3 separate regions of the Homo sapiens genome follow, and regions 2 and 3 are each linked to region 1. A link is a loop called in an ENCODE intact Hi-C map of the cell type or tissue named here. Cell type or tissue: gastrocnemius medialis. All regions are shown on one strand.

Region 1 (8,000 bases):
ACTTTGGGTGATCCACCCCGCTCAGCCTCTCAAAGTTCTGGGGTTACAGGCACAAGCCACTGTGCCTGGCAGCTTCTTCTTGATTGAGCAACTGAATAAATGAGAATTGAAAAGGGAAAATTTATAATAAGGAAGTTATAGTTAACAATCATTTATTGTATATTTCAAAGTAGCTAGAAGAAAAGAATTGAAATGTTCCCAACACAAAGAAAAGAGAATTTTTTTTTTTTTTTTGAGATGTAGTCTTTCTGTGTCACCCAGGCTGGAGTGCAGTGGCACAGTCTCAGCTCACTGCAACCTCCACCTCCAGGATTCAAGCTATTCTCTTGCCTCAGCTTCCGGAGTAGCTGGGACTACAGGCGCACACCACCATGCCCGGCTAATTTTTGTATTTTTAGTAGAGACCGTGTTGGCCAGGCTGGTCTCAAACTCCTGATGTCAAGTGATCTGCCCGCCTCAGCCTCCCAAAGTGCTGGGATTACAGGTGTGAGTCACCATGCCTGGTCAGAAAAGATAAATGTTTGAGGTGATGGAGATCCCAATTACCCTGATCTAATCACAGCACATCATATACAGGTATCACAATATCACATGGACCCCAAAAATATATAAAACTATTACATATCCATTTTTTAAATAACAAAAAAAAAAGAGAAAAACTCCCTTATTACCTGAATACGTCTCATTCTGGGATGCTTCTCATGATTGAGGCTTCAGGGGTGGGTGTCCCATCCCTGCCCACCTTCCCTCTATGTTTGAGGGAATTGATGCCCAGAAAGGTTCAGTCATTTGTCCACAGTCACACAGCAAGTTACCTGCCAAGTCTGGATCTGGGCCAAACTCCTATGTGCTTTCCAGGAAATCGCATGTTAGATATTTCTTGGTCCCATTCAGAAGTCCCAAGTCATGCATGGTGGCTATGAGCTGAGCACATGGACACAGCAGGGCATTAAACCCTGAAGGCTGAACAAACAGATTCAGTGTGTGTGTCGTAAGCACGAGCAGTGACAGCCGGTGGACTGCAGAATTATGACTGTGCTCCAAGGCAGCTGGACTTGGGCAAAATTTGGCTCACACAAAAGGTTATTATAACCCAAGTGAAGATTTTTTTTCCTTCTCACTTCCCTAGTCCATCAGTAAGGAAAAGCGGGGTGCCTGCAGGCAGCCGTCCTGCATCTTGTCAGTAAGGTCACACAGTAAATGACAGAGGTCATAGGGCTCATGTCCAAAACCAGACACCCCTTTCACCCTCGTCCTGGCTGTGTGGCGATCTCCTTCCTGCCCTATCTCTGCTGCTCTGTCATCTCCTCTTAGCTTTTGTTGCTCCTCTGGCCCACGGGAAGGAGCAGGGCTCATAGCTTAGGGTCTGATACACTTAGATTCAAATCCCAGCTCATCCACGAAATGGATCCCTCCTCCCAGGCTATTAGGAGAGGTCCATGAGAGAGCATCTGTGAGCACTTGGCTCAGTGCCTGGCACACAGTAGGAGCTCAGTAAATATTCATGCCTTCCCCCTGCCGGATTGTGAGTTCCTGTTTTTCTCTGTCTTATGTAGGGCCAGCCTTGGAGGCTTTCCATGTCACCATCAATAATAATACGAGGCCGGGCGAGGTGGCTCACGCCTGTAATCCCAGCACTTTGGGAGGCTGAGGCGGGTGGATCACTTGAGGTCAGGAGTTCAAAACCAGCCTGATCAACACGGTGAAACCCAGTCTCTACCACAAATACAAAATTAGCCGGGCATGGTGGTGCACACCTGTAACCCCAGCTACTTGGGAGGCTGAGGCAGGAAAATCACTTGAACCTGGGAGGCGGAGGTTGCGGTGAGCCAAGATCGCACCATTGCACTCCAGGCTGGGCAACAAGAGCAAAACTCTGTCTCAAAATAAATAAATAAATAAATAAAATAATAATAATAACACAAATTGTATGTCTTTCCATGACCAGCCCTTTCCTGCATTCGGCTCTGCATTGGTGCTGTGTGGGAGGCACTAGGACTACCCTTAGGCCCCAGACAGAGGAGCCCATGCCTATGGGTTCCCAGAGGGGCCCTCCTGTGGCTGCACACCTTCCCACAAGGTCATATACACATTCCACAGGGTCCAGGGGATGTGACCATCATAAGCCAGCGCCCTCTAGCTTCTAAATTGAACCCTGGGTACCCCAGGCCCCAGAGTCCCTGCCCGTGGGCCTCTCCCCCATTCATTCAGCTGAGGGCGGAGAGGCACACTGGTGTGTACCCAGGCTTAGGGGGGAAAGGTGGGCTGTGCTTGGGGGCTGAGCTTGAATGGAAGGTGGGTTGTCCCTCTGCATGGACCAGAGCTGCTCAAGGGGTAGGACGGAGCTTGGAATGGCAGGAGAGGAGGGGTGAGGGGCAGGCCACAGGCCAGGGCCTCAGATGGGGGCTGGCACTCCCCAGCCACCGCTTGCAGGATCCAGCTCCAAGGAGCCTGGGAATTTACATTCTAAGCTGGCCTCCAGCTCACCATGAAAATAAGCACACCAAGGCGGGAGGGCAGGGTGGTTTGTACCTAACAGCGTATTAGCCTGACATATAACTTTTCAATACTGAGACAGTATTTGCAGCATTTGTTGTCTCGGGGTAGAACTCTGCCAGTGTCAGGGGTGTCCTGGTGTCATCCCAGTGGTTTTCTCGACCACTGACCCACAGGGGACAACACATTTATCAAATAAGGAAAGTGCTGGGCCCGAGCCTTTCAATACACAAGTGTAGAATAACAGGCTTAAAGGCTACAAATAGCATCAAAGCACGAGGGATGATAATGCCTCTAGAGACCAGGTTCAAGTTCCCATGTGGCAAATGTCACCTCCACCCGAGGTGCCACTTGCACAACAAGGGTATTAACTTCTCTCCTTCCCCAGGGCCTGTCTAGGATCCCCTTTGGTAACCTGGACCTGTCTCTTCCCTTCCCATACTCCAGAATGAGCCCCTGGGCCCAGGTCAAGCACCTGAGACTCAGATGGACAACCTCCTGTGCCCCCTGCCCCTCTCTTCTTGCTCATTCTTGCTGGTTTTGTCATCCTGGCAGAAATCATCAGAATGACAGTGATAATTATGAACACTCACCTTGTGCAGGCTCTGACCTTCACATTCACCCTAGACGGGGCTCTAGTGCCATCCTCATTTTACAGATGGACAAAATGAGGCTCAATTTGGGGCTGATCCTGTGCCTAAGGTCACAGTTGGTAAGAGGCAGATCCTGGAATTGAACACACATCTCTCTGAATCCCAGATCCCACACATCTGCCCCCAAGGCTAGAAACCACAGATCAGAGGGACCTTCTGGGCATTGCGCTGTGTCATGGGACAAGTCACTTGCTGACCTCTGTTTCCCTGGGGAAGTGGCTTTGGGGAATACCTGGGGTCATCTAGAGCTGAGGGATCCTGGGAATCCAGGAGTGGAGCTGGGGCAGCCTGAGAACGGGGCCCACCCCACCCCGGCTCAGATGACCAGTCCCGAGGGCCCAATCAGGTCAGCCTTGGATCAGGCCATAAGTGGGAACAAAATAGTCAGGGAACTCTCCTCTCCCGCTTTGTTTATGGTCTGGGAGCTGAGAATATTTTGAATTGTTGTGTTTGGGGAGGGAGGGAGAAATAACCAAATATAAGAAGGCAGTCACTGGGAGGCCTGGGCAAGAATGCAGAGGAATCAGGCCTGCCTGGGGATGTCTGGGCCACCGGAATGCTTGGAGGCCCAGCACCCTCTAGCTCAAGGATCCGGCACTGATGAGACATTCACGTTGCCTGGAGAGCTTTATTTTAAACAACGAAGGAGAAAGAAGAAAAGAAGAAGAAGGAGAAGGAGAAGAAAAAGAAGCAGCAGCCGCCACCACCATCTCATGCCCATTTAAATGAGAATTTCTGAGCGTGGGACCCCAGGCATCAGATTTTTTTCAGTTTCTCCTTGGGCCACCAAGGTTGAGAACTGGTACCTCCTGTAGCAGTGGTTCTGAAACGCCAGCTGCCTCGGAAGCTCCTGGAGGGCTTGTTAGATAGGACTGTGTCCCACCACAGAGTTTCTGATTCAGGAGGTCTGGGTTGGGCTGGTGCTTTGCTTTTCTAACAAGTTCCCAGGTGAAGCTGCTAGTCTGGGGGCCAGACTTTGAGAGCCTCTCGCCTGCATTCTCAGGACTCCTTTTGTGGCTTGTGGACCCACAGCCTGGGGTGTCTCCCAGAAGCTTGTTAGAAATTCAGAATCTTGGCGCAGTAGCTCACACCTGTAATACCAGCATTTGAGGAGGCTAAGGCTGGAGGATTGCTTGAGCCCAGAAGTTTGAGATCAACCTGGGCAACATAGAGACACCTAGTCTCTAGTTAAAAAAGCAGTCTATGGCCATACTACCAGGAACGTGCCTGATCTCGTGAAGCTAAGCAGGTTTGGGCCTGGTTAGTACTTAGATGGGAGACCACCTGGGAATAACGGGTGCTGTAGGCTTTTGGCTTGGCTGGGCGCAGTGGCTCACACCTATAATCCCAGCACTTTGGGAGGCGAGGGGGGTGGATCACAAGGTCAGGAGTTCGAGACCAGCCTGGCCAACATGGTGAAACCCCATCTCTACTAAACATACAAACATTAGCTAGGTGTAGTGGCAGGCGCCTGTAATCCCAGCCACCCAGGAGGCTGAGGCAGGAGAATCATTTGAACCTGGGAGGCGGAGGTTGCAGTGAGCCGAGATCACACCATTGTACTCCAACCTGAGCGACAAGGCGAGACTGTCTCAAAAAATAAAAATAAAAAAATAAACAAAATAAAAATGTGGGATGTGATGGCTCACACCTGTAATCCCAGCACTTTGGGAGGCCAAGGCAGGTGGACTGCTTGAGCTCAGGAGTTTGAAACCAGCTTTGGCAACATGGTGAAACCCTCGTCTCTACAAAAAATACAAAAATTAGCTGGGCATGGTGGCTTATGGCTATAGTCCCAGCTACTTGGGAGGCTGAGGTGAGAGAATGGCTTGAGCCTAGAAGGTCGAGGCTGCAGTGAGCTGTGATTGTGCCACTTCACTCCAGCTTGGGTGACAGAGCAAGACCCTGTCTCAAAAATAAATAAATAAATAAATATAAATATAAATAATAAATAGAAGGCCGGGCGCAGTGGCTCGCCCCTGTAATCCCAGCACTTTGGGAGGCTGAGGTGGCCAGATCACCTGAGGTCGCAAGTTTGAGAGCAGCCTGACCAACATGGAGAAACCCCATCTCTACTAAAAACACAAAATTAGCCGGGCATGGTGGCGCATGCCTGTAATCCCAGCTACTCGGGAGGCTGAGGCGGGAGAATCACTTGAACCCAGGAGGCGGAGGTTGCAGTGAGCCGAGATCGCACCACTGCACTCCAGCCTGGGCAACAAGAGCAAAACTCCATCTCAATAATAATAATGATAATCAATAAAAATAATAAATAAATAAGAAATTCAGAATCTCCAACCCCACCCCAGACCTGCTGAGTCAAATTCGTATGTTAACAACATCCTGTCGTGAGTATATGCACTTTTCAGTTGAAGCAGGGCTGGAAGGTCACCTTGGCTAACCTCATGCCATCCATGGGGAGACTGAGGCAGAGGGAGGTGGAGGTCCCTCTGGGTTACACAGCCACTAAGGATCCACTCAGGGCTTGGAACCAGGTCTCTGCAGGGGAGATGGGGAGGGGAGGGGGCTCTTGTGGGTGGAGCCGAATGCACAGTCTTAAAGACTGGCCCCTTTCTCCATAGCTAAACAAATGGTTAGTTTTGCAGTTTGTGGAATGGGGGTGGGAGCGTGGGGGAAAATTGTAGGCAGCTCCAGCTCCGTTCATTCAGCAGAATTTGTTGGACATCTGCCATGGGGCTGGCCACTGCTGTAGGCCCTGGGGACACATGAAGTGGGCAGTCTAGTGTGAAAACAGACATAAACAGGTCAATATGTAAATGATCAAGGTCCACTCACCCATTATCCAAGTTAGAATGAGAATAAAATGAGGCGATGGCTCAGGGCTGGTGCAGGGCAGGCAGGAGGCAGCCGGGGCTGTCTGAGACATGGTGGTCTGGGAAGGTCTCTGGGGATGAGACACTGGAGCTGAGGCCTAGGGAGAAGGAGCCAGACCTGGGAAGGGCTGAGGGGAAGAGCCTGGGGCAGGGAGCAAGACAGGGGCAAAGGCCCTGAGGCAGAGAGAGGGGAGCCTGGAGTTGGAGGGAAAGCCAGGGGGCCAGAGAGGCTGGGAGTGAGGGAGGCAGAGGAGGAGAGTGGCGGAGGGTCAGGTAGGGGGTATCTCAGAGGCTGCCAGGAGTGTGGCTTAGTGGCAGTGTGGTGGGGGCCATGAGGTGGTTCAAAGCAGGAAGGAAGCCTGAGTGGGTCTGGGGGTTTTCCTTGGGATTTTTACTGAGGTCTACACTTCCTACAGTGAAACGCGACAGCACACACTGGAGTGACCTGCCCCAGGTAAGGATGGAGCCCCTTCCCATCCCGCAGGTTCTCTCATACCCCACCCACCCCACACCACCCCACACCACCTCACCCCATCCCACTTCACCTCTGGAGGCAACCACTGCTCCTATTCCCATGGCCCTCAATTCACTCTGCCTGACTTTGAAGGCCATGTAAAGGGACCCACTGCAGGGCATCTGGTCTGTGGCTCTGGCTTCTCTCACTGGGCTCGGTGTTTTGGAGACAAACTCCGCTGCTCCCTTGGTTTGGAGCCTCTCGTAGCCGGTTCCTTTTCACCTGTGAGTTGCAGTCCTTCCATCTGTTTTTCCATTCTATTGATAGATACAACCAGGGCTGTTTCCGTTTTGGACTGTATGAATACCACTGCCATTCACAAGTCTTTGGGTGAACAAATATTTTCATTTCTTTCTGGCCAATTACCTGAGCGTGCAATTGCTGGCTCATAGTGTTGTGTTTAATCTTACAATAAATTTATAACCTTATCAGAAACTGCCAGAGTAGCTGGGTGTGGTGGTGTGCCTATAGCCCCGGTTACTTAGGAGGCTGAGGTGCGAGGATCACTGGAGCCCAGGAGTTCAAGGCCAGTTTGGGCAACACAGCATTTTTTAGAGACTTTGTCTCAGAAAAAAAAAGAGAAAAAAGAAAGAAAAGAAAAGAAGAGAAACTACCAAATTGTTTGCTGCAATGGCTATATGCCATAGAGAGTCCCAGGAGTGGAGATGGGCTGTCGGGGAGGAGAGGAAGCCAGGGAGGAAAGCATCCCCTGCAGTCACCCAGAAGGGAGAGAACATGGCCTGGCCTGGGGTGTCTGTGAAGCTGGAGAGCATCTGTCTGCAGTGCTAGTGAATGAATAAATGTACTGTGGGTCCCCGGTCCCCTGCAGAGCTGTCTCCAGTACTGACACCTTCCCTGTCTGTCCAGTTCTGGGGCAGTTTTGCTGTGCCCACTGAGGGAGAAGAGGAAGTGAGCCCAGGCACTTGCCACCCACAGACCACATCCTGCAAGGGTTTCCTGGGGTCCACTGTGCTCCAGGCCCCATGCTGGGACTGCTTGGCATCCCCGCTTCCTGCGTGCTCCCTTTCTGGGGCTCCAAGTTTGGCAGAGACCCAGGTTGCAGAAGGGCAATGGGCAAAGTGCTTGGCAGGAGGGAGCAGCAAGGGTGAAGGCCTGGAGGCAAGAAAGCCTGGAGCACACAGGTGGCAGGGGTAGGTGGGGGTCCTGCTTTCCAGAGTGTTAGACTGTGTGCCAGGGACCTGGCTCAACGCTTCACATCAATCATCTCCACTCACTCCACACAACAATCTGCAGGAGAGGGGTTATGATTAATCAGGCTGTACAAATCAAGAAACCAAGGCACAGAGAGGTCACATTATTCACTCTAGGTCACACAGCCCATGAGGGATGGAGCTGAGATTTGCAGGCAGGCAAGAGGAGGGTAGTGGGCAGGAAGCAGATCCCTGAAGGCCCAGATGCTCTGACAAGGCTCTGCAGCCACCTACACACCCAGGGACGTGGACACACTGCAGTGTGCCCAGGAAATGCTGGCCAGGTCAGGGA
Region 2 (8,000 bases), 100 kb before region 1:
ACATGTCATCAGGACCTCCTGAGGCTGTGTCATTTAAAAAAAAAAAAAGGAAGCAGGAGAGACGCAGTTTCTCCGTTAGTAAGCTGATGTTACTTAAGGCCATGGCATGTGCCATGAACTTCACATTTTGGGAAACACTGATCCTCACGGCACAAGTAAAAACAGAGAGGAAACGAGTCTTGTCCCAGCCACACAGCACATCGAAAGAAGAGAGGCTGGAACTAGGCTGTCCTGCCCACATGCCAGGTCTTCCAGCAGCACCTTGCTTTGTCTCTTTAAAGCATTTCAGATGCTCCCAGGCAACTCCTGGAGATCTAGGACCACATTAATCTCCGCAGCCACGCCCCTTCCATCTGTTGAGTTTGGGCTCTCCTCAATCCCCCCACCCCCACTGCACCCACAGCACCAGTTGGTGTGGGCTCTGCGAATGCAAACTCATTTAAACGTCAGCTGGAGCAACAGAGCTCAGCAAAACAAGCAGGCAACAGAAATAGACATGACAATCACTGGCATCCTAGACTGTCAGCAGGACTTCCAGACCCTCTTAGCCCTTCCTGGGACAGGTAGCCCTTGGAGACACAAGATAACTAGGGACCCCAGCCAGGGGAAACTCATGCATATGCATATTTTGCATGTAATTTTGGAGGGGTCATGGGACCCATCTCACCTCAACATCTTGTGGGGTTTTTTTCCGTCTAAATGAACTGAGGTTCCCAGAAAGATTTTGTTTGCAAAAAGTGATCTGATTCCAAGAATTTGGAAATGACTGGTCTCATTGATTTTTCAGGCAGCTTCCAGTTAATAAGCTGTGAAAAAATGCTCAAATCCACTCCAGAAGCAGCAGTTCAGGGTACCTCTGTTGCAACCAGAAACCTCTTCCAACCCTCGACTTATCTTTTTGGAAGGGTGAACCTTGGGGTTTATCTTAAACGTGGAGGCACTCCTGCAGCATCAGTAAAAGTCTTTGACACTTTGAAGAGGAACCAAGGTTAAATTTCAGCAGGGAGGAGACACCCCATCTCTGTTCCTCGCCTCCACGGCCATGGCTCCTACCTTCTGCCTTGCACAATTCAGGCACCATCTGACAGAATACAAAAGCAGCCATGCCCTGTGGATTATTTAACTCTGAGGTCACAGCCATTCCCTGTGGATTATTTAACTCTGAGGTCCCAGCCATGGTCCTGAGTGGCCTTAATGTGTAGGCCTTGCCTTTGTGATTTCAGTGTCCCCCATCTTTTTTTTTTTTTTGAAACATTGTCTTGCTGGGTCACCCAGGCTGGAGTGCAGGGGTGCAATCTCTGCTCACTGCAACCTCCGCCTCCCGGGTTCAAGCAATTCTCCTGTCTCAGCCTCCTGAGTAGCTGGGATTACAGGCACCCACCACCACGCCAGGCTAATTTTAGTATTTTTAGTAGAAACGGGGTTTCTCCATGTTGGCCAGAGTGGTCCAAACTCCTGGCCACAGGTGATCCACCCACCTTGGCCTCCCAAAGTGTTGATTACAGGCGTGAGCCACCGTGCTCGGCCAATGTCCCCATCCTAACCAAAGGAGAGAGTGGAAGGTTGAACCAAAGGAGAGAGTGGAAGGTTGGGACAGGGACCAGCCCCATGTTACGTTCCCCTTCTTGTTCTAGGACTTTGCATGCTTAAGTTCTTGGCATTTGAAATCTTCTCTGTTCTCCTGATTGCTTTGTTTCTTAGCAAGGATTGGGGTAAAAGATCTCCCCCAGAGGAAGTGGTAAGGACAGAAGCTGAACAATAGGGCTGAGAGGGCTCTGGCACAGGAAGGATGGGAGACTGATGAGAGGGAAGTAAGAAATTGTTGGAAAGAGGCCAGCAGGAGAGGAGGGAGGTACTGATGTTACCTGGCTGTGGCACCAGCAGTTTGAGACCTGGAGGGACAGGTGTCTATGTGGGGTATCACGTGGTTGGGGAGGGGTAATTTCCACCTGCAACTGGGGGCTGCCTGAAACCCGATCAGAAGACTCATGGCATGGTGCTAATGGCCTCAGGGAGCTGGCAGGAAGCAGCTGGGCTGAGAAGTGGCTGCTGTGGCTCAAGGTGCCTGCTGGGTCCCTCTGCACTGCATTTGCTGTCGAATGTGCTCTCTGGCCAGGAACGCTGGGCTTTCACGTGCCACCAAGCACAGGATCCAAGGAGGAGAGATGGCCTATACTTGGTTGCCCCGGTTTCCTCATCTGTGCTGTGAGGTTGATCATCCATGGCAGGCCCACTTCCCAGTGTTGATCATCCATGGCAGGCCCACTTCCCAGTGTTGATCATCCATGGCAGGCCCACTTCCCAGTGTTGATCATCCATGGCAGGCCCACTTCCCAGTGTTGATCATCCATGGCAGGCCCACTTCCCAGTGTTGATCATCCATGGCAGGCCCACTTCCCAGTGTTGCTGGGAGTCAGAGCCGGGTGGTGGACGGAGGGAGTCTGTCCTGGCTCAGAGAGTGGCACGTGTGTCTTCTCCTTGGGTCAGCCTTCAGATCCAGTAGATGACCTTCTGGAACCCACAGCTCAGAGGCTAAAACTCACATGCCAACAGCATTTGCAAATGAGGGACGCAGCCCCAGCGCCATTCCTCACGTCATTGAGGGGAAGAATAGTATAGTGGCCATGAGCACAGACTGGTTTTGGCTAGACTGGGTCCAAATCTTGGCTCTGCCACTTACCAACCGCAGACCTCTGAATCTCGGTTTCCTCGTCAACAAAGGGATTAATAAACAGTAAAATAAATCATTGGCAAATAGCATATCGATACCTTCTGTTCGCTTATCCTGCAGCCATGACAGACACTGCTAATCATTCAAGATATTCTTTCTCACTGACCCTCAGAATCTTCTGTATGTCCAGAGCTCCAGGCAGCCACTCCCAATAGGTAGGATTTGGCATGTGAGATGAATCTTTTTTGTCATCTCATTACGATACCTTTAGAGCACAGTTTCTGGCACATAGCAGATCCTGCATAAAAGCTACCATTCAGCCTCTGCTCATTGCAAGAATCCTTATCCATTATCCCCAACTTCTGCTTACTCACCTCCAGTGACGGGAAGCTCACTGTTTCCTGAGAGTAGCCATTCCATTGCTGGACAGTTCTGATGATTAGGAAGTTCTCAAATGACCCTCCCTTTTTCCTCAAACAGTCTATAATTCTATGGCAAAGAGCCCCCTTCCTTCCTGCATGAGCTGTCATTTACAGATTTAGGTGATTTATTTTTAGGTGATAAGTTTGAACCTCCTGAGGAGTAAACCCTTTCTCTCAGCTTGCATATAGTTGATCCCAGGCTAGCTAAGCATCTTCAGCACTTGATGGACATGTTTGGGGGAGTGAGAGTGTGTGTGTGTGCATGTGTGTGTGTGTGTCTGTGTCAGAATGTATGGGTGAGTAGGAGAGATTGAGAAAGAGAAAAAAGAGAGAGAAGACAGAATGAGAGAATGTATTTTAAAGCATACCAGCCAATGTCACTCCTTATGTAAGCCCAATAGCTTCCCAGGGGATTGGGGTTGTATTCAGGGCCCCATCATTAGCTGATTAAGGCTGATTATTCCAAGGGGAGGGGGTAGTGAAAAGGGACAAGAAGTTACATAACTATCCATTTATTTAGATTTAATCCATGTTTCTAAATTTAGGAGCTGGAAGAATTCAAAGGTGCGCCCCCTGGCATTAGAAGTGGTGCTGGCCACACAGGGGAACGTGGGTGTGGTGAGTGTTGGAGACCAATACCACCCAGGGTCACAGTGGGGGATTTTTCCCAGGGCACAGTTCAGGGACTTCATCTCACAATCCCAGGAGAACTGTAAAAGGACCCAGTATTGCTCAACCCATTTCATACCCTGGAGCAGGTGCATAATGTGACTAGGATGGGGGCAGTGTTACAGAGGGGTGGAGAGCATGCTGATGTGGGAGAGGGAACCAGAACTGAATGTCCTGTGAAGGGGAGCAGCTCTAGGAAAACCTGGACAGTCATGGTCACCCCCAGGGTATCGCATGTGTTCATGCATATGTCCTAGTGTGGCCATTTCCAGATGGATTCCCTTTCTGCGTGGACTCATAGCTTTGCTGTTCTAAACATTTTGTGCAGGGGTGTAGAAAATCATGAAAGTCATTCAGGTTCTGCCTTCCACAAGGTCGCTGCATTTAAGTGGGCCTCTCTCATATCAAAAATAGTGTAGGTTCACATACATAAAGAGGTAATTTATTTGCAGATGGCTGCAAAGGACACTCTAACAAAATAATTATTACAACTTTTTTGGAAGCTAGAAGTATCTTGAGCAAAGGGAGTCATTTTCTGATTTGAGCAAAGACACCACATGGGCTCACAGTGACCTGCCTCTAACTTCCACGGATGCTGACTGTATCCAACTCCGAGTTCACATCAATAGTGATCCTGTTTAGAGAGAAGCTGCTGAAAGCTGAGGATAAAGAACAGCTGCAGAGCTGTGACTCATCATTCAAGGTCTCAGAAACATTGCAAAGGCCATTGCAAAGAGGTGACAGCACTCTGTAAGAGCGCATGAGGTAAGGTGCATATAAAAGCACTTTATTAACTGTAAGGAATCCACATTCATTTGAGGAAAGGCTGTGAAGTTGTGTTATAGTAGAACACATGCCAGACTTGAACTCAGCGGCTTTCTAGTTCTGTTACCAGTAAGAATCACATGGAAAAAAGGCTGCAAGAGACCCTGCTCCAGAGCCTGGCTCACAACGAACCCTCTATGAATGATTGATTTCTCTCTCAACACTACTTTTAAAGCACCCCGGCAGTGTGGACACTGGAATGTGATATTTTCTTTGAAACCCTATGTACTTACAATAAAATTCCAATTTGTTACCCTGACTAAAAATCCTGTGTCTGACGCCCTGCCCCCCAGTCCCACTCATGCCCTGCCACACTCTCTGGGCTCACTCTACTCCTTCCCTTGAACACACCAAGCCCATTCCTACCCCAGGGACTTTGCACTCACCACTCCTCTTCCTGGAACACTCTTCCCTCATCTTTCCTTGACTGGCTGTTTATCCTCATTCATGTCTCAGCATGAATGTCACCTCCTAGATGGAAAATAGCCCCTGGTGCCTCCAACCACCTCACTCTACTTCAACTTTCTGCATTGTCCTTACTGCTTTCATACACTTTCATCCTCTGCTTGCTTATTTTCTGTCTCCACCACCAAAATTTAAGCTCCACAAGGGCAGAGATTTTTGTCTGTCTTGCTCACTACTGTAGTCCAAACGGCGGGTGTCTGACAGAGGGTGTTGATGAATGACCGCACTTTGTGAGAATGGAGAGGTCAGCACCTTCCACGCTTAGGAGCCCCTCTCAGCTTCATCCTTCCCCACTCCCCCGCTTTTTCTCTCCACGGATTGCCTCTCCTTTTGTCCACATTTCTCTCATATTCCACTAGATGACTTCCCACTCTTTTCCTTATCCCCTTGCTTGCTCTGCAGAGAGCTTTGAACATCTTGTTCTTTCTGTTCTCAAGGCTGGGATGACTTAACCTTCCCCCTGTCTCATCTTTCTGAATATCCGTCTGTTGGCTTGGATCCTCTTCTCTTTGACCCTGGGAGAAAAACATGAAGCCAGCATGGGAGTCAGGGGTGGGAGAGAGTTTAGATGACCAAGGAGCCACTGCCTCCAGAGGCAGGGAGTCCTCATTCCTGAGGCTGTGAGTGGAGGCTGAATGACCACGGCCTTCTCACAGTCCACCCCACCCTCTGGGGAGGCCTGCAGACTCTGCCGCTGCTGCAGACAAGCTTTTACTTCCCTTCTTCAAGCCACGCTTTTAAAAAATCTGCTATGTGAGCACTCCAATGAATTGGTTTGGCTTCTGCCGGCTGTTAGCTGGACTAAGGAATTTGAATGGCACTTTACAGCTTACAAGGCTCTTTCATCATTCATTAATTTGGCAAATGTTTACCTAGCATCTGCATGACAGGCATGCCTTTATTGTTTTATTGGGCTTCACTTTATGGCACTTCAAAGACATTGTGTTTTTTACAAATTGAAGGTTTCTGGCAACCCTGTGTTGAGCAAGTCTCTCGGCGCCATTGTTTTCAACAGTGCATGTGCACTTTGTGTCTCTGTGTCACGTCTTGGTAATTCTCAGAATATTTCAAACTTTTATCAGTATTATTATATCTGTTACGGTGATCTGTGATCAGTGATCTTTGATGTTACTATTGCAATCGTTTAGGGGCACCATGAACTGTGCCCATGTAAGACGTGAACTTAATCTATCAATATGTGTATTCTGCCTGTTCCACCAACCGGCTGTTCCTCCATCTCTCTCCCTCACCCCAGGCCTCCCTATTTCCTGAAACACAACAGTATTGAAGTTAGGCCAATGATGGCCTCTAAGTGTTCAAGTGAAAGAAGGAGCCATACATCTTTCACTTTAAACCAAACGCTAGAAATGATTAAGCTTAGTGAGGGAGGCACCTCGAAAGCCAAGACTGACTAAAAGTGAGTCCTTTTGTGCCAAATAGTTAGCCAATTGTGAATGCAAAGGAAAGTCTTTGAAAGAAATTAAAAGTGTTATTCTAGTGAATTCACAAACAATAAGACAGTGAAGCAGCCTTGTTGCTGATATGGAGTAAGTTTGAGTGGTCTGGACAGAAGATCAAACCAGCCGCAGCATTCCCTTAAGCCAAAGCCTAATCCAGAGCAAGGCCGTAACTCATCCATTCTTGTTTGTTTGTTTGTTTGTTTGTTGGTTTGTTTTGAGACACAGTCTCGCTCTGTTGCCCAGGCTGGAGTGCAGTGACACAATCTCAGCTCACCTCAACCTCCATCTCCCGGTTCAAGTGATTCTCCTGCCTCAGCCTCCCAAGTAGCTGGGACTATAGGCACGTGCCACCACGCCCAGCTAATTTTTGTATTTTTATTAGAGATGGGATTTCTCTATGTTGGCCAGGCTGGTCTTAAACTCCTGACTTCAAGTGATCCACCTGCCTCGGCCTCCCAAAGTGCTGGGATTACAGGTGTGAGCCACCACACCCGGCCCTTACTCATCAATTCTATGAAGGCTCAAGAGAGGAGAGAAAGCTGCAAAACAAAAGTTGGAAGCTAACAGAGGTTGATTTAGAGATTTAAGGAAAGAAGCCATTTCTGTAACATGAAAGTGCAAGGAAAAGCAGCAAGTGCTGATGTAGAAACTGCATCGAGTTGTCCAGATCTACTAGCTAAGAGCATTGATGAAGGTGGCAACACTAACAACAGGTTTTCAATATAGCTGAAACAGCCTTCACTGGAAGAATATGCCATCTAGGACTTACATAGCTGGAGAGGAGAAGTTAACGCCTGACTACAAAGCTTCAAAGGACAGGCTGACTCTCTTGTATAGGGGCTAGTGCAGCTGATGACTTTAAGTTGAAGCCAATGCTCATTGGCCATTTCCAAAACAGTAGGGCCCTGAAGAATGATGCTAAATCTACTCTGCCTGTGCTCTAGAAATGGAACAACAGAGCCTGGGTGGCAGCACATCTGTTTACAGCATGGCTTATTGAACACTTTAAGCCCATTGTTGACCTACTGCTCAGGAAAAAAATATTCCTTTCAAATATGACTGCCCATTAACAATAGACTTGGTCACCTGAGAGCTCCCACGGAGATGTGCAAGGACATGAATGCTGTTTTCATGCCTGCTAACACAACATCCATTCTGCAGCCCATGGATCAAGGAGTCATTTTGACTTTCTTATGATTGAAGAAACACATTTCATAATGAGAGGTGACAGTGTGCTGGCAGTCCTCACAGCCCTCGCTCACTCTCGGTGCCTCCTCTGCCTGGGCTCCCACTTTGGCGGCACTTGAGGAGCCCTTCAGCCTGCCGCTGCACTGTGGGAACCCCTTTCTGGAGCCGGCTCCCTTAGCTTGCGGGGAAGGTGTGGAGGGAGAGGCGCGGGTGGGAACCAGGGCTGCCCGCGGTGCTTGCGGGCCAGCACGAGTTCCGGGTGGGCGTGGGCTCGGCAGGCCCCGCACTCGGAGCGGCCGG
Region 3 (8,000 bases), 92 kb before region 1:
TCATAAGAATGACGGTCATTTACGGAGGGCTCACGCTGTGCCAGGCCCTGCCCTAAGCACTCAACCTTCCTAGCAACACCATGATGTCAGCCCGCTTATTGTCCCCATTTTAGGGGTGAGGAAATGAAGGTAGGGCGATAATAGGATGATTATTACTACTAAAAATCATAACACAATGGCTGTTGTCAATAAGAAGGATAGTAACAGGGCCATGGCTTACTGAGGGCTTAAATGTGCAAGCAACTGACACCTAGGCTCACATCAGCTCCTTACATCTTTCCAGCAGGGGCACTGGTATCATCCCCACTTTACAGATGAAGACTGAGTCTCCAGGAGGGAGGGTCACTTGCCCACGATGACCCAGTTGCTCCAGTGGGCGAGCCAGGACTCCAGCCCATGCCTGTCTGAACAGACTCTTAGCCATGGTCACTACCAGCCATTCCTGAAGGCATCTGTCACTCCAGGGTGGACTTCTCAGTTTAAGACGGACAGGGCACTTACTGTCTGTGACCACAGAATGATGATTTGGGCTCTGAGGCTCCACCAGGGAAGTGCTGCACCGGAAGGCACTCAGCGGGGTAGAGGAGGAGGTGGATTAAAAGTGGGGCTCAGGTCCTCACCCACCTACCACACCACCCTGGCCAGAGTCTGCTTCCTGTCTCAGGGTTCAGGTGAAGGAGCCCAGAAGAGCCACTTCCTGTAAATGTTCCTCCTCTTGTAGATTTCAGGCTGGGCAGTCTGGCAGAAGACACCTGTGCTTGTTTTCTGCCAAGTCCTGGTGGTCTTGCCATCTCCCCTGTAGATCTGCTGGCCCCGCCATTCGTGAGCCCCAGAGGCCTGGATTGAGAGGCTGCCAGGGAGGCCTGGAGCGTGTCTGAGGGGTCGGCACCTTGGCGCTTGTCTGGAAGTCTCCCAGGCTTGGCCCCAGCCCACTCTTTAGACCTCTGCTTCACCTCCCTGCCATGCAGACCCCTGGCCCAGCCCAGAAAGCCCCTGGGGCTTGTCAGGAACCCGGATCAACAGAACCTGATGGGCCAGAGAGGATGCCAGCCATGCAAGGTCGCACAACAATCAGGAGGCAAAGGCCACTCTCTGCCACCTGAGAAGGATGATGGGAATTGGGCCCCTGCCCCCTGCACCCCCATCCTGAGGTTAAGTGTGAGGCCTTGGAGAGGTGCCCATCTGTGTGCCCAGTAGGGGCTGTGTGGCTCTCTCTGACCCAGCCTGCTGGCATATAATTGAAGGTCATCCTGGGGATCAGTTGGGGCCCCCAGGAACTGGCCCCAGGCTGGCTGGCTAGCTGGGGTCCTCTGCACACGGATGTCCCCCTCCTCTACCCAAGGTCTTAACCTGAGAGACCCCTCTCCCTGCTGAAGGTGTAAGGGGGTGGCATCTTCTTCCTACACAAGAGGGCGGTACCCAGATCCCTGACTGTGGAAGAGGGAGTGTGGTTCATGAGAGAGCCCAGGCCAGGTAAGAAAGGCCCCAAATGTTTACGAGCACTGGCCTTGTGTCAGGGACCCAGCTGGCACAGGGTAGAAGGCCCCACTCACAGTGTCCCCATCATCAACACCCACCCCTACCCCACACACAGTGTCCTCACCACCAACACCCACCCCCACCCCGTACACAGTGTCCTCACCACCAACATGGGGCACCAGCAGGTGCACTTGTTAATGAGTGAACTACCTTGACACATCATCATCACCCCGACTCCATAGTCTATGTGAGGCTCACTCTTGGTGTTGCACATTCTATAGGTTTGAGCAAATGTATCATAACGTGTCTGCCATGACTAGATCATACTAGGTAGTTTCACTACCCTAAAATTCCTCTGGGCTTCACCTATTCTCTTTTTTCACTTTGTTTCTTCGTTTTCAGAATGAAAACAACTTTACTGATTTTAAAATCATGCATGCGCTTAATAGCACCCTCCTATTCCCCAGACAACCACTGCTGAGAGTGTGGGGTATGTTTCCTTTCAGGTGTTTTCTGTCTGTATCAACATAGCCCACCCAGAGTATATAAGGAGTACCCAAGAGTCCATAGGAGCTAATATTGGGAATTGGCATTGACTGAGTGCCTACTATGTGCTTGACCTCACTGGACATTAAAATTTTTTTTTTTTCTGAGACAAGATCTCACTCTGTCACCCAGGCTGCAATGCTGTGTGGCACGATCATAGCTCACTGCAGCCTTGAACTGAGCTCAAGCGATCCTCTCACCTCAGCCTCCTCAGTAGCTGGGACCACAGGTGCACACCACTGTGCCCTGCTAATTTTTTTTTTTTTCTGGTAGGGACAGGGTCTCTCTGTGTTGCCCAGGCTCGATCTCCTGGCCTCAAGCGATCCTTCCACCTTGGCCGCCCAAAGCGCTGGGATTACAGGCGTGAGTCACTCCACCTGTCAAACCTCACTGGACATTTAACACTCACAGCAACACTGTGCGGTGGCCACCATCTCTGCCTCCGTTTCACAGATGAGAAAACTTAAGGCTCAGAGAGTTGAAGGTCCTTGCCCAAGGTCCCAGGAATAGAAAGTGTCAGAGCTGTTTCTAATCAAGTGACAAAGAAAGAGTCAAGGCTGGAATTTGAGTCAAGTTAGCTCTGACTCTGCACTTGGAAAAGCAGAAAGCATCTTGACGTGAGGAATTCTCTCCTACCCCAACCGTGGGGACGGAGGTTCTGAGCCAACATGGAAAGGGCCTGAAGAAACAGCTTGCTGGGTGGCGGGCCCTTGGAAGATGGAGTGGGAAACCTCAGCACCCTGCGGGTGCCCTTCTCAATCCTGGCTCTTAAGACCCAGGAGCCTGAGCCTGGGAGAGAGGAGGTGATCTCTTTTCCTCAGCCTGTGTCTGTAGGACTCACATCAGCAGAAAGTACACACCCACTCAGAGGAACACACTGCCACATTCCACACACTCACATGTGCACACCCTACCCCTCATGACAGCCAAGCTCTCTCCTGTCCACTCTCCCATTTCCGCCTCATATCCGGGCCACCTCCTCCAGTTGCCTACATTGCGCACTGCACAGTTGCAAGGGGATCAGTCACATGGACTGCAATGTGAATGGCACCCCCTGGAGTTGTGTGACACTGCTCACGTTGAGCGGGGAGACTTGGCTTATTTTACACTTGGCAGAAACTGATGCTCAGAGACAGCCAGTGACTTACCCACTGGTCAAAGAGTGCGTCAGTGCTTGGAACAAAAATCTGTCATCTTTTATCTCCCTTCCCCCATGCCTTTCAAAAAGAATTATTTCTAAAACTTTGATATGTTTTAAAAACAAATTGTTGTTAAACTTCTATCTAGTTGTTTTTGAGGAGGTTCCATACAAAATCTTAAGGGTACCAAAGAGCATAAAAAGAAAGTCATTCCCCTCCCACCTGTGAGCCCGGGACACCGGTTCCTTTGCCCAGAGGCAGCCGCTGCTGCTGGTTGTCGTGTGTCTGGTCCAGAGACACTCTAAACATCGTTTACACAAATGGGAGCGTGTGATGCTGCCCGCACCCCAGTGAGGGCTTTGTATGCCCTGCACCGTGCCGGAACCTTGCAGCCGCCTGACTCTGTTTTACTGTCCACAGGATTCCCTTACATGGAGGCCCCGCTGGCTATTTCGCAACACCCACTGGCATTCACTTAGGGCGCTCTGATCTCTCGCTGAAGCAAACCATGCTGGTGAACTCCCTTGCCTGTGTGTCATTTCACATGTCGGAAAAATCACCTGAAAGGTAAAGTCTTCATTTCTTTTAGACCTAAATATTTCATTTTTGAAACAAACTGAAATGGCATAAAAGGACATATAATAAAGTAAAAGAGAAGGTCCGAGTTGCCCCCACCCCTATTGATTCTACTCCCTGAAAGTGGCCACTGTTTCATCTCATATTATTTCACAGTTGCTTATGGGGCTTAAGATATGTGGTTGATTTGCAAAAATGGCCGTAGGCCTTTCCCGGGGCCAGCTTGGTGGAGACGGCAATCCAGGAGTTCCCTGCATTGGGAATGGTGGTGGGATCAAGCATGTGGAAGCTTCCTGAAATCTGGAGTGAACCTCTCAACTCCAGCCCTCTCACCATGCCCATTCCCAGCAAAACTACAGTCCCTTTGTCCCTCCCAGCCTGACCCCTTCTGCCAACACCAGGGGCCAAGGGTGGGAACCTAGGGTCTCCACAGAGGTGAGCAGACAGGGCTAGGAGCTCAAGGCACAGGGGAAGGCTGTCCGCCTGCCCAGTCAGTGTGCAGAGGGTAAATAATTCCCAAGTGTGTCTTAGGGAGAAAAGATAGTCACCAGTGACTCTACCTCACCACCTCTCACCTGCTTCATTGGGTCACTTCTTTACCCAACACCCTTTTATTGAGCACCAACTGCATGCCTGGTACTAAGTGCCAGGCATACATCCAGGGCAAAACCAACAAATTCTCTGAGAGTTACATGTTCATTGGATGAGACAGAAAATAAGCAAATAAGACCATGAATATATACTATGTCAGGAAGTAGTATGTTCTCAGGAAAAAAGCAAAGCAGAATAAACAGGAGGTCAGGGAGAAGAGGGTGGCCGAGGAAGACCCATAAGAGGAGGAGACACGAGCACAGGTGAGTGATGACTAGGAGTGAGCCCTGCAGACAATGGGAGAAGGCTTTCTAGGCCAGGGGAACCCCACACACAAAGGCCTGGAGACAGGAGAGTGCAGCTATGCTGGAGGGGCAGCCAGGGGACCCACATGGCTGGAGCAGTGGGGTAGAGGGGTGGCGGGGAATGGTGGGAATGAGAACAGAGGTACCACCTGTCACCCTAATCCCCTATCCAGTCCTCAGCACCCCACTCCCAGCATCCACAAAACCACCCTCTGCCTTCTCCTTCCTTCTGCCCACCCTGAGGAAAAGGCATCTCTCCTCTTGCTCAGGGCGGGTTCCCTCTCTCCTCTGGGCTGAGTCCCTTCTCATCTTTCCTGCCACCGCAGATGCAGACGCTGGCTCCAGCTGCAGAGCCTTGGCCTCTGCTGTCGCCGCTCCTTCTGGGTCCTCCACACCCCTTTCCACCTACCTGGCTCCTGTTCAGCTTTTCAGATCCAGGCTAGGACCTGCATCCCCACAAAAGCCCTCCCTGCTGCCCAGGCTGGGCCAGCGGCTCCCTGGCTCCTCAACCACCTGCACTTTCCCTTTTCCACTTCTGACTGTTTGACAAGGCAATGAGCTCCTGGGGTCAGAGAAGTGCTCAATTCCCCTGTGTGTCCCCAGCTCAGAGCTTAGGGTTTGGCCAGATGTGCAGGCGACACTCCTGTGGCTTCAGGCTGAGGCCTCAGGCTCCCCAGAGCCTTTTGGCACCCTGTCTCCCTGCTCATCCCCTTGCTTGTCCTGCTACCCCAGGGACAATTGTGTCTTAACCACATTGACCTACTTGCTGCCCACAAAACTGATCTGGTGCTTCCTGTCCCTCCCCCTGGCCCTGAACTGCTACCACCACTCTCATCTTCCTAACCAAAATCTCCTCCATCAAAACCCAACTCCAGCCTACCTGGATGGGGGCAGAGGAAGACACGCCAGACAGGAAGGCCAGCGAGGCATATTCACTGTGTGACCTCCAGCACCTCCTCTTGTCTGGGTGACCCTCAGCTTCCTAGTCCACAGCCTGAGGATGCAGCGGTCCCCAGAGCACAGGGTGGGGGTGAGCGGCAGATGGCAAGACCCTGTCCTGGCTCCTCCCCTTGGCTTTGGGCTCCCTGAGATGCTGTAGTCATCTCTGGATCCCTCCCAGTGCCCAGAACTTAGAAGCTTCTCAGCAAATATTTATGAAATGTATGAGGACACCATACTTTATCGTTTACATTGGCACACACGTTATTGTGCTCTGTCCTTGCTGGCATCCCTCCATTACAGGCCTGCAAGCCCAGGTTGCTGGACTGAGTGGGCAGGGGATTGGTCATGAGCTTCAGAAAGAGCCCTACCAGACATTCAGGGAGGTTGTGGAACCCACCCAAGGCCACACAGTCAACAAATCACAGAGCCAGCCCTGGACCCCGCGCTCTGCAGAATCCAGGTCCTGTGCACATCACCTCCGTCCTCCCTGTGACTCTGCAAGGTGGGCCCTCTCGCTCTTTCCTTTGGCCTTTTGTTATTTCTGAGGGCTACAGATCCTGGAACTGCAGCCGTGATGGGAAGAACAGGACACAGGGTGCCCAGCAGGAAATGCCAGGCACTGAATGGAAGGTGGGGGCTGAGGAGCAGTTGGCACCTCTGTGCCACAATGCACCCCTGAAGGGTGGAGTTGCTTAGAGACCTGGTGAGGCAGGAGCCAGCTCCCCTCTGCAGTGGCCATGTGTTCACCTTGGAGCTGGATGTGGCTCTGGGCACTGCTTACAGATGGAAAGTGGCCAGAGTCCCAGGAGGGAAAATAAGCACTGTGTTGGTGTCCTGCCATCCCTCTTTGGTGTCCCTGGGCCATGACAGAAGGTTAAGGCTGAGGGCAGAGATGTGGTCTTGGGGCTTGGTTGCTTCTTGGCACTAGGAGGGAGCCTATGGGTGTCCTGCAGTGTTTGTCTGGCACTCACAACCAGTAAGGAAATTGTCTTCTGCTAGGAACGCTCCTGAATACTCAGTCTCCCTGCCTGCAACACACATGCACAGGCTTGGGGAGCCCTGGGGCTGAGAAATCCACTTCCAAGCACATATTCAGCACCTACTCTGTACCAGGCATGCCCAGCCAAAACGTCAGCTGGGGATGTTGCTGTGTGAGCTTGGCAAGCGCCTTCACCTCCTTGAGTCTCAGCTGCCTTAGCTGGAAGGTGGAAATAATGACCTCACCTGCCTCGCAATCCAGTGGGCAGAATTAACATGACTGTGGAAGTCTCAAGTGGGACCATTACAACTGCAAAAGCCCTGGTCAGCAACTAAGACCCTACAGGGTTTTTTTTTTGTTGTTTTTTTTTTGAGACAAGGTCTCACTCCATTGCCCAGGCTGGATGCAGTAGTGCAATAATAGCTCACTGCAGCCTCAACCTCCTGGTCTCAGGTGATCCTTCCAGCTCAGCCTCTGGAATAACTGGGACTACAGGCGCGCCACCACATCTGGCTAATTTTTGTGTCATTTTTTGGTAGAGACAGAGTTTTGCCATGTTGCCTAGGCTGGTCTTGAACTCCTGGACTCAAGCAATCCTCCCGCCTCGGCCTTCCTAAGTGTTTGGGATTATAGGCGTGAGCCACTGTGCCCAGCCTGAGACCCTATAGTTAAATCATTTGAGTCTTCCGAATCTCAGGAGAAAGAGAAGAGGGAGAAGAGTGCATGCTGAAGTACTTAGTAAATCATCCGAGAGAGATAAGCCAAGATGGGAGGCACGGGGGAAATCTTTCGCAAGTATTTCCTTCCAGCCTGAGGCTTGCCCTTTCACTTTCTGAAGGGTGTCTTTTGATGGAGAGAAGTTGTTAATTTTAATGAAGTCCAACATATCAATTTCTTCTTTCCCAGTTAGGGATCCTTGTGTCCTGTTGAAGAAACGCTTGTGTCACAGGGCCATGCAGACTGTCACCATGCTCCATGCCCAAGCCTGGCATCCCTTTCGAGTCATTTTTATATACAGATGAATTGAGGGCCGAGGTTCGCGGCTCTCCAAGCAGCCGTCCGGTAGTCCCGGCACGATGCATTGAAAACCGTTTCTGTTCCCAGTGAACTGCAGCGGTGGCCTTTGGTTATGGCGTACCACACAGCCATAAAAATGAGAAGTCACTGCCTCGTGCAACAGCATGGGTGAAGCCGGCCGACGAGATGGTAAACAGAAGGAGTACATGCCTGGGGATTCCATTTATGTGACATTCCAGGGAGGCCACGCTGACACAGGCCAGGCTTGGTCACCTTGGGTGGGTGTGGTGTGCCTTCTTGGGTGTGGAAATGATCTTGATCCGGGTGGTGGCTCCACGGGTGCGTGCAGACGAAAAAAAACGTGGAGGAGCCGTGCTGTGAAGATGAGCACGCTGAAGGGTCCGTATGCTGTACACAAATTTAAAA

Evidence for each region. A loop is a pair of places that touch in the nucleus more often than their neighbours do. Peaks named below come from ENCODE experiments on the same cell type or tissue, not always from the same donor. Only the 100,000 strongest peaks of a DNase experiment are listed, where the experiment ranks them.
Region 2: a loop joins it to region 1, with 3 times the contacts of the local background. A loop is called at or near these places in 7 of 110 quality-filtered maps.
Region 3: a loop joins it to region 1, with 3 times the contacts of the local background. A loop is called at or near these places in 6 of 110 quality-filtered maps.

What each region holds. Positions count from the first base shown.
Region 1 is chr3:14,390,300-14,398,299 of GRCh38, forward strand. It overlaps LOC105376959 (a long non-coding RNA gene), which reads right to left. Exons shown (of 8, transcript XR_007095825.1): 4 at 6,610-6,754; 5 at 5,946-6,081; 6 at 3,090-3,222; 7 at 816-963; 8 at 1-91. It also overlaps the pseudogene RNA5SP124. Among named protein-coding and RNA genes, the nearest start is that of SLC6A6, 8.3 kb to the right of the region's middle. RefSeq lists an enhancer at 4,012-4,751. In gastrocnemius medialis, a CTCF peak has its summit at 3,749; DNase peaks (open chromatin) are centred at 1,002, 2,842 and 7,450; H3K27ac peaks cover 3,696 bases.
Region 2 is chr3:14,285,309-14,293,308 of GRCh38, forward strand. No RefSeq gene overlaps it. Among named protein-coding and RNA genes, the nearest start is that of LINC01267, 63 kb to the right of the region's middle. RefSeq lists enhancers at 5,779-6,480, 6,481-7,181. In gastrocnemius medialis, no CTCF peak of the experiment used is centred here; DNase peaks (open chromatin) are centred at 403, 3,933 and 4,453; H3K27ac peaks cover 5,073 bases.
Region 3 is chr3:14,298,188-14,306,187 of GRCh38, forward strand. No RefSeq gene overlaps it. Among named protein-coding and RNA genes, the nearest start is that of LINC01267, 50 kb to the right of the region's middle. RefSeq lists an enhancer at 1-280. In gastrocnemius medialis, no CTCF peak of the experiment used is centred here; DNase peaks (open chromatin) are centred at 3,004, 3,594, 6,354 and 6,744; H3K27ac peaks cover 3,412 bases.